3 separate regions of the Mus musculus genome follow, and regions 1 and 2 are each linked to region 3. Evidence: chromatin loops called from intact Hi-C (ENCODE). Cell type or tissue: left cerebral cortex. All regions are shown on one strand.

Region 1 (2,500 bases), 430 kb before region 3:
ACAAAGTGGTCCTCCCTCCTAGCCACCAAGAGGGGTACTACTTCCGTTACTTCTCATGTAGCCCAGGCTGGCCTCAAATGTGCCCTGTAGCCAAGAGTGACCTTGAACTTCTGATCTTCCTGAATCTACCTTCTGAGTACTGGGATGTACGTGCCTGTAAAGCAGGAGTCTGTTTTCCATGTCTGGTTTATACAGGGTTAGAGATGGAAACCAGGGCTTCATGCCCCCCTCTTCCTCCTTGTCCTCCCCCTTTTCCTCCTCTTCCTCCTTTTTGGCCAGGCTGGTCTCTAACCCCTGGGCTCAAGCAACTCCTGCCTCTGCCTCTTGAGTAGCTATGACCCCAGGGGTATAGTACAGTACCAGGCGGTCTCCTGTCACTCTTTCCACATGCTTCACCTAGCACCACCTAATGACATTTCTGCTTCTGAGGGGTATCAACTACTGATGGGAGATGAACTAAATGAGCTCCTAAGACAAGGGTGGAGGCCTCATGTGTTGCTAACCACTGCAGCCAACCCCTCCCCCACCTCCTCCTACCCCACCCCCACCAAGGTCTGTCCTCAGCTAGAAAAAGAGGCCATGTGGCAACCTGAAGGGGAAGCACTCAACACAATCTAGAAGGGCTGGCAGCGAAGCTGGGAACACTGCCTTCCTGCCCAGCCTCCCCGGGGAAAGAAGAGCAGAGTTCCTCATGACTCAGGGTCTCACCTCTTGATCTGTTCCTCGATCTGTTTTACCAGTAGAGACTCGCCACCGCTAAGTCCCCCAGGGCCTGGTGAAGCCCTGGGGGCCCCCTCAACGGGCTCACCGGCCCCATTGAGTTCCAGTGAACGGCCCAGAAGGGAACGCACACGCTTGGACCGCATGTCCAAGATGGTATCTGTGTAGCCCACCTCTTCCAGGTACCTGTGGGAGCAGAGCCAGGGCAGGTAACACATGAGCCGAGCTGCTTCTGACTGCTGGGCCACGCACAAGCCAGCAGCCTTCTGAGGAGCCACCAAAGAGCAGATGGCAGTTTTTCAGAAGCAGCCCCTGAGCAGCAGCTTGGCTTCTGACACTTATCAATGGAAGCCCTGGTCCCCATGCACGCTGCTATGGCACACGGTGTCCCCAACATGTAGGAGAGAGCCCACGTGCAGGAACAGCCAGATGTCCACTGATGGACGCTAGGCAGAAGGTGACAAAGGCAGAGTGCCACAGAGAGATGGCTATGACCAGCAGCACAGTGAACATGGCGGATGTTCCATGTTCCCACGCGATTCCGAGTTTTATAAAAATGCAAAGAAGAGTGTGATGGTGTGTGTATGCTCTCATCACACACAGACACACCCTTATGCTTGCTTCCTGGACGCCTATTAGACAGACATAAACTGAGCAACAGTGACCTCTGCAGGGGAGGATACAGGACACAAGAGTACACTGTTTTTTTCTGCAGTACTGGGGATGGACCCCAGTGCCTTGAGCATGCGAGGCAAGCGCTCTACCGCTGCGCTACATCCGCAGCCTGAGGTCTACTTACTTCTATACCTGAGCATTTATTACTTCTGCAACTTAAAAAACTGAAGCCAGCTGAGACTGGCCTAAAGGAAAAAGAAAAAGAAGAGAAGATCAAAAAGTCAATCCTGAGTATGTGCGGCTTCCAGGGTTAAGGGACAACACTGCCTCACTGCTCTGTTGCAGGACCCTTTGGATGCCTGTGCCCTTCTCTGCTTCTCCTGCCTCTGCAATGCCTTATGTGGCCCAGGGAACAAAAGAGGCGGAGAAGCCTGGCAATCTGGAAAACGGGCTCTATGGGTGACTGCCTAAGATCTCACTATGGCCCTCCATGCATTTATCAAATGCTCTTGGCACCAGTGAGAACCAGGGGCAAGTCAGCAGTTACACAGTACAGGGACTATGGGGAACCAGAGGACAGGGAGACATGAGTATAGTGGCAGGCCCATGCTCCCATAATATTTGTTTTACAGCCCTCTGGGGTTATTTGTGCCCACTTAAACTAGCAGTGGTTTGCAGATACTGAACTGAAGACAGTGAAGGTCGGCTTCCTGAGTTCTGTCATTTGTCTTAGACTCAAGTTTTAAAGTAGCTCTCAACACAGCACCTCAGGATGGATTGGCTCTGGAGATCTGTGGCTTTCCAGCAAGGTCCCTGTTACATAGTGGTGATTTCTGTAGTGCTGTGGATGGACCCTAGGGCCTGGTCCACAGTAACTAAGGACTTAGCCCTTAAGCCATACACTCCACTCCTTTAAGTTCTTAACTTTACATAATCTGACTGATCTATATGTGGGAATTGACAATACTTAGTAAAAGCATTACAAACCACAGGGACAGTTTAAACAAACAAACAAACAAACAAACCAGTCCTGGCTCTTACACATCATGGAGCACACCACTTGAGGGACTCACAGTACCTCTCCAAATATTAAGACTGACACAGCTCTTTAGCCCTCACCTCTCTTACTCTCTAGTCCTCCTTCTCTCTCTCTCCCTTCCCCCCT
Region 2 (2,500 bases), 420 kb before region 3:
GAGCATGCTCTGTGACTCCACAGAAGGTCACTAAGTGAGTGGGAAGACCTCTTCTTAGGAGGCAGCACATACTGTACACTCTGAGTGGAGTCTGGGATACACAGCATGGCTGACACAGTGAAAGCTGTCAACTGTACCCCTGTCAAGCTCTGCTGTGATGGCCTGGGTGACCTGGTGAGGTCTCTAAGCTTCCTTAGAGACTTTTCTCACCTGTGCTCAGTGTCAGACAGGGAAAAGACACAGTCAGCACTGCCACCACTGCTGGGATCCGTAGCATCTCCCTCCCCTGCTTATTAAAAAAGAGAGGAAGGGATACCATTTCCCCTCTCAGAATGCCACAAGAATTAAATGATAGCATGTATAATACTTAATACAGTGTCAGGCACATAATATGCCCTGAATAAATAGCAGCTGCTGTCGTTATTGCTGAGTGAGGTAATGACATTGGCCCTGCCTACATAATGGGGTATTGAGAAGATCTGATGAGATGTATGCTGGGAAAGAGCCTGAGTTAGAGTTGGGCACAGCACGAGGAGCACTTACATAAGGACTTCTCTCTCAGGGATGGGAGCTACATACACAAAATTCAAATGCTCTTGGCATTCATCCCATGGACAAAAACTGAATCAGTCACTTATTTGGGGCTCCATTTCAATCTGACAGGAAAGAGCACATTGGAAACAGAAAGATGGGTTGCCAGAAACCAAGCGCTGACTGTTTTTGTTAATAACATCCCAGCCTAGGAACCATTTGACTCCTGGGGGCCCATCCCTGAAGGCCTTGAAGTGCTCACCTTTCTGATTCCCCACAAGCAGTACCTAGCTCAAGGTCACAGAGCCCAGCCCAACTTCTACTCCACGAGCCATCACCTGGCACATTCTTCTCCACAAACCATCAAGTCCCTTTAGAGGCCCTTACACAATCACTTCCCTCACGGAGTCCCTCCTCGTGCTGTCTTTTCCCCCTACTCATCACCCAAAGGCACCTCCATCCCTCTTCACCGTGTGCAGCATCTCAGACGCTCCTGTCTTCCCACTGAATATACCCAACAAACGCCCTAACAGTTCAGGGGTTTCTACCTAACATCCTCAAATCTTTCATAACGGAACTCTAATTCCTTAAAGCACCCAAAATGTCGCTTCCCACTCTCAAGCTCTCCTGGGGGAGCCCAAAACATGTCCTCTACCCTCTCCGTGGTTCCACCCAAACGATCCCAATGTGTCCCTACATTGTAGCCACACGTGCCCAAAGTGTCCTTCTTGGACAGGAGGCCACACACTTCATCCTGGGACCCCTTCCTATCAAGCTTCCTCCCACCTTTCAATTGCTCCGGGCCAGCCACTCCCCCAAGGTACCCCATGCCAGCTTCCAGTCTTCCTCTCTTCACTCCCTGCACCCAGTGGATGTTAAGAGTGTGTCACCCCACTAGACATCTAGTCCATTCCACCCTGACAGCCAGCATCTGGTTAGGATCCGGAGGCGAGGCGTGGCATATTTATTCGCGCAGACCCCATCCACTTTCTCAGCACTCTGTCCCCCGGGAACCCCGAGTCGCATCGCCCAGACAGGCTCTCTGGGCTTGGGCTCGTCACTCCCACTCGCGGCTCCCGGCAGACTCGGCCCTGCTCAGATCCTCTGACCGGTCCCGGCCCGCGTCCGCCCCGAGGCCCCGAGGACCCCGCCGCCGGCCCGTCGCCGGCCCTGCCCGCCCCCTCCCGGCCGTCCCGGCGGCCATTGCTCCAAGATGGCGGCGGCGGCGGCGGCGGGTGAGGCGAGGCCGGGCCGGGCAGGACTGGGGCGGGGAGCGCGGGAGGGCAGCGGTGGCGCTCACCTGCAGCTCGGCGCGCTCGGCCTCCCAGCGGGCCTTCTCGGCTTCGAAGCGTGCCCACTCGTGTTGGATAAAGTGCAGGATCCCCGGCAGGCTGAGGGGCTCCGGGCCCGCCGTAGGGCCCGGGCTGCCTCCGCCGCCACCTCCTTTTCCTACCGGGCCGGGCCCAGGAGCAGGGCTGGAGGCCGGGGCCGCCGCCGTCGGGTTGGGAGCCGTGCCCGAGCCCAGAGGGCGGCAGGAGGAGGCGGCCGATGCGACCGCGGCGGCCGCTCGCTCCTCCATCATGGAGGCCCCGGGGCCGGCCCGCGCGCCCGCTGTACCTCGCGCGCCTGCGCGGACGCGCAGCTTCACACTTCTACACCCCCGCCTCGTGTGCGCGCGCGCGCGCGCTGGGCGGGCGAGGGGAGCGGGGACAAGCACGGGGCTGGGCGCGAGCCTCGCCCACCCACCCGGGTCGACCCCGGTGGTGCGCGCGGGCGGGGGTGCTGACAGGGAGGGGGAGGGACTGCCTCTACGTAGGCAAAGGACCCAGGGTCCCTCGCAATTGTCTCCTTTGCGGTCGAGAGACCAGACCGGACTTTTTTTTCTGCATTCTCCCCAATGTCAGAGTCCTATCCCCTCCAAATGCAAATACACCCCCATCTCTTTCACTTAGTGAAGAAAAAAAAAACA
Region 3 (2,500 bases):
AGATCGATATCGAGTATTTTTTTTTTCGGTTTCGGAGTCACCTCTGAGCCGACTTCCACGTAGGCCGCGAGGCCTAGGCCCCGGCAAGGCCGCCCGCCGCCTGCTTTCTCCGCAGCCTGGCCCTGAGGTCACTCGCTCACGGGCACGGGACCCTCATCGGGACGAGAGGTCCCCTTCCGCCACACACGCACGCACACACACACGCGGCCCCCCAAGGCCTGAGACCCGGGGGACACGGACACTGGTGGGTGGTTGGGTGTAATTAGCGCGGGCCCGCGCGCGACGGAGCAAGCGAAGGGAAAGGGGGGGAGAGGAGAGCGAGCAGGGGGGATGGTTAAAAAAAAATCGGGGAGAAGAGGGATCGGGCTATGGAGATGGGCCGACTGTCTGCCCGCCCTAGATGCCCCAGCTGCCGGGCCCCCGCCGCGGTCAGGAATTCACACAAAATGGCGGCACAGCCGGGACAAGCACGGAGGCTGAAGCCGGAGGAAGGGCGTGGAGGGAGGGGGTAGCGGAGAGGCCGGAGGAGCGTCACGTGGAGAAGGGCAGAGCCAGCCCGCCCGAAAGTCGGCGAAAAGAGCCGAAGCGGAAGGGCGAGGCGGAGGAGAGGGCACGGAAAGAGCCGAACACAGCTGAGATTAACGAGACTCTGAAAAAAGCCGGAAAGAGCCGAGGGAAGATCTAGGTCACTGCAGCAACGCGGAGCGGATCAGAGACCCACCTAAAGGACCAAGGGTGGTCGTGGGGGCGGGGCTAGGGAAGGCCGGGAGAGCCGGAAATAGCCGAAGCGCTTCGGGATGGGAGAAGCCCCCCCCTGGGGGGGGGCGAGGCGAGAGTCCGGAAAGAGCCGAAGTCAGGGAAGGGATCCCGGGAGGAGGCGGAAGTAGCCGAAATACATTGAGCGGAGCGAATAGGAATTAGCGAATAAGCTGAACGGGTGGGGCTAGAAAGGCGATTAATTAACTCAAGGGTAAATGACTTTCAGGAACTCGCCCCCAAAGCAAGCGAGAAGAGCCGAAAATTGCTAGTTTGAAGGAAGGCGGGAAGAGCCCAAAGTTTTAGGTGGGAGAATAATGGGAGGGGAAAAAATTTAACCGAAAGCCGGAGACCGGTCCCAGGAGTCGGTCGTTCCCGAAGAGGGGCTGGAGAAGAGGCGGCCCGGAGATGACGTCACTACATAACTCAGCCAGTGGCGTCATCCTTGGAGGCGAGAAGGGTGGTGCCAACTGTGAGGGCGAAGTGGAGATCTTGACCGGGTTCTTAAACCGCTAACAAAAGTATTTTGAAGTTTCACCTCCTACCCAAGTTGATATTCCTAGTTTGTAGATGGAGACTGAACGCGAAGGCTGGAAGCTTAACTGGCTTAAGACCGAGTGTTTGGAGTCAGGATATGCGGAAAAGTTGAAGTTAGCAGTGCTAGCCTCTAAGCATACACAAAACCCATAGCTTCATCCGCAGCACCTTATAGAATCAGTTGCGGTGGCCCCAGAAGCACTTAGTGTGAAGGCAGAAAAGTGAGAAACTCAAGATCCGCCTGACCCGCATGGTGGAAGAACCGACTCCCCAATGATAGCACATCCTCTAACCTCATGCAAGAATAAAGGGAAAGACGGGATCACGGGACAAGGCAGGGACAAGGAAGAAGAGAGTCGGAGCCCAGTGACAAGAGGAAAAAACAAAACATTTTTCTCCTGAAATGCAGGGGTGGGGTGTCATGAAATACAATGCAGCAAGGGTGGGCCCATGCAAAGGTATGCCCCTTAGATGTTACAGCTCGTCATCTGGTATAAAGAAATTTATTGGGGGGGGAAGGGACAGGAGTGAGGGTCTGGAGAAGGGGTAAAGGCAGACAGACTGGAGCAGAGCCATAAGAACAAAGGACAGTCAGAAAGGGGCACCAGGAACAGAAATGGGAAGAGAGAGATTTCAGAAAACACACACGGGAGGTGTGTGTGGGGGAGACAGGGAATTGGGTTTAGGGAGTCCTTTTGTCAGGAACACACACCTGCCAAACCTGGCAGCAGGAGGTGAAGACTAAAACCATCACTGGGTACCTGGATGCAGGTCAGCTGGATGTTCTGTATGCTAACATGGGGGCCTGGACACAAAACTCTTCTGAGAAACTTGTGAGCCACTTATCTCAGACTGGTTGCTAGAGCCTCCTGTCAGGATGCTATTCTTTTTTTTTTTTTTTTTTTTTTTTATTATAGTAAGTACACTGTAGCTATCCTCAGACAAACCAGGAGAGGGAGTCAGATCTTGTTATGGATGGTTGTGAGCCACCATGTGGTTGCTGGGATTTGAACTCTGGACCTTCGGAAGAGCAGTCAGGTGCTCTTACCCACTGAGCCATCTCACCAGCCCCAGGATGCAATTCTTAATCTAATTTCTTTTGGGCAACCCAAAGCCTTGTATTTGCTACACAAATTCTGAGACACATCCTCAGCCTCAGTTCCTAATTAATAGGGCTAGACTGAGCTAAATAGCTCTTGTCAAGAAA

Evidence for each region. Hi-C counts contacts between places; a loop is a spot of excess contacts. Peaks named below come from ENCODE experiments on the same cell type or tissue, not always from the same donor. Only the 100,000 strongest peaks of a DNase experiment are listed, where the experiment ranks them.
Region 1: a loop joins it to region 3, with 2.7 times the contacts of the local background. A loop is called at or near these places in 3 of 42 quality-filtered maps.
Region 2: it touches region 3 in a loop (2.9-fold over the local background); 3 of 42 quality-filtered maps call a loop at or near these places.

What each region holds. Positions count from the first base shown.
Region 1 is chr7:16,824,870-16,827,369 of GRCm38, reverse strand. It overlaps Strn4 (striatin, calmodulin binding protein 4), which reads right to left. Exons shown (of 18, transcript NM_133789.3): 5 at 709-906. Among named protein-coding and RNA genes, the nearest start is that of Fkrp, 9.4 kb to the right of the region's middle. In left cerebral cortex, a CTCF peak has its summit at 1,385 (motif pointing left); a DNase peak (open chromatin) is centred at 1,307; H3K27ac peaks cover 1,737 bases.
Region 2 is chr7:16,815,966-16,818,465 of GRCm38, reverse strand. It overlaps Fkrp (fukutin related protein), which reads left to right and starts at 1,734. Exons shown (of 3, transcript NM_173430.2): 1 at 1,734-1,766. Strn4 (striatin, calmodulin binding protein 4) reads right to left here. Exons shown (of 18, transcript NM_133789.3): 1 at 1,832-2,500. The coding sequence starts at 2,113. In left cerebral cortex, a CTCF peak has its summit at 1,383; DNase peaks (open chromatin) are centred at 576, 1,472, 1,913 and 2,169; H3K4me3 peaks cover 2,500 bases; H3K27ac peaks cover 2,500 bases.
Region 3 is chr7:16,398,264-16,400,763 of GRCm38, reverse strand. It overlaps a transcript of Zc3h4 not described here. Among named protein-coding and RNA genes, the nearest start is that of Zc3h4, 1.7 kb to the left of the region's middle. In left cerebral cortex, a CTCF peak has its summit at 2,239 (motif pointing right); DNase peaks (open chromatin) are centred at 674, 1,141 and 1,975; H3K4me3 peaks cover 1,721 bases; H3K27ac peaks cover 1,899 bases.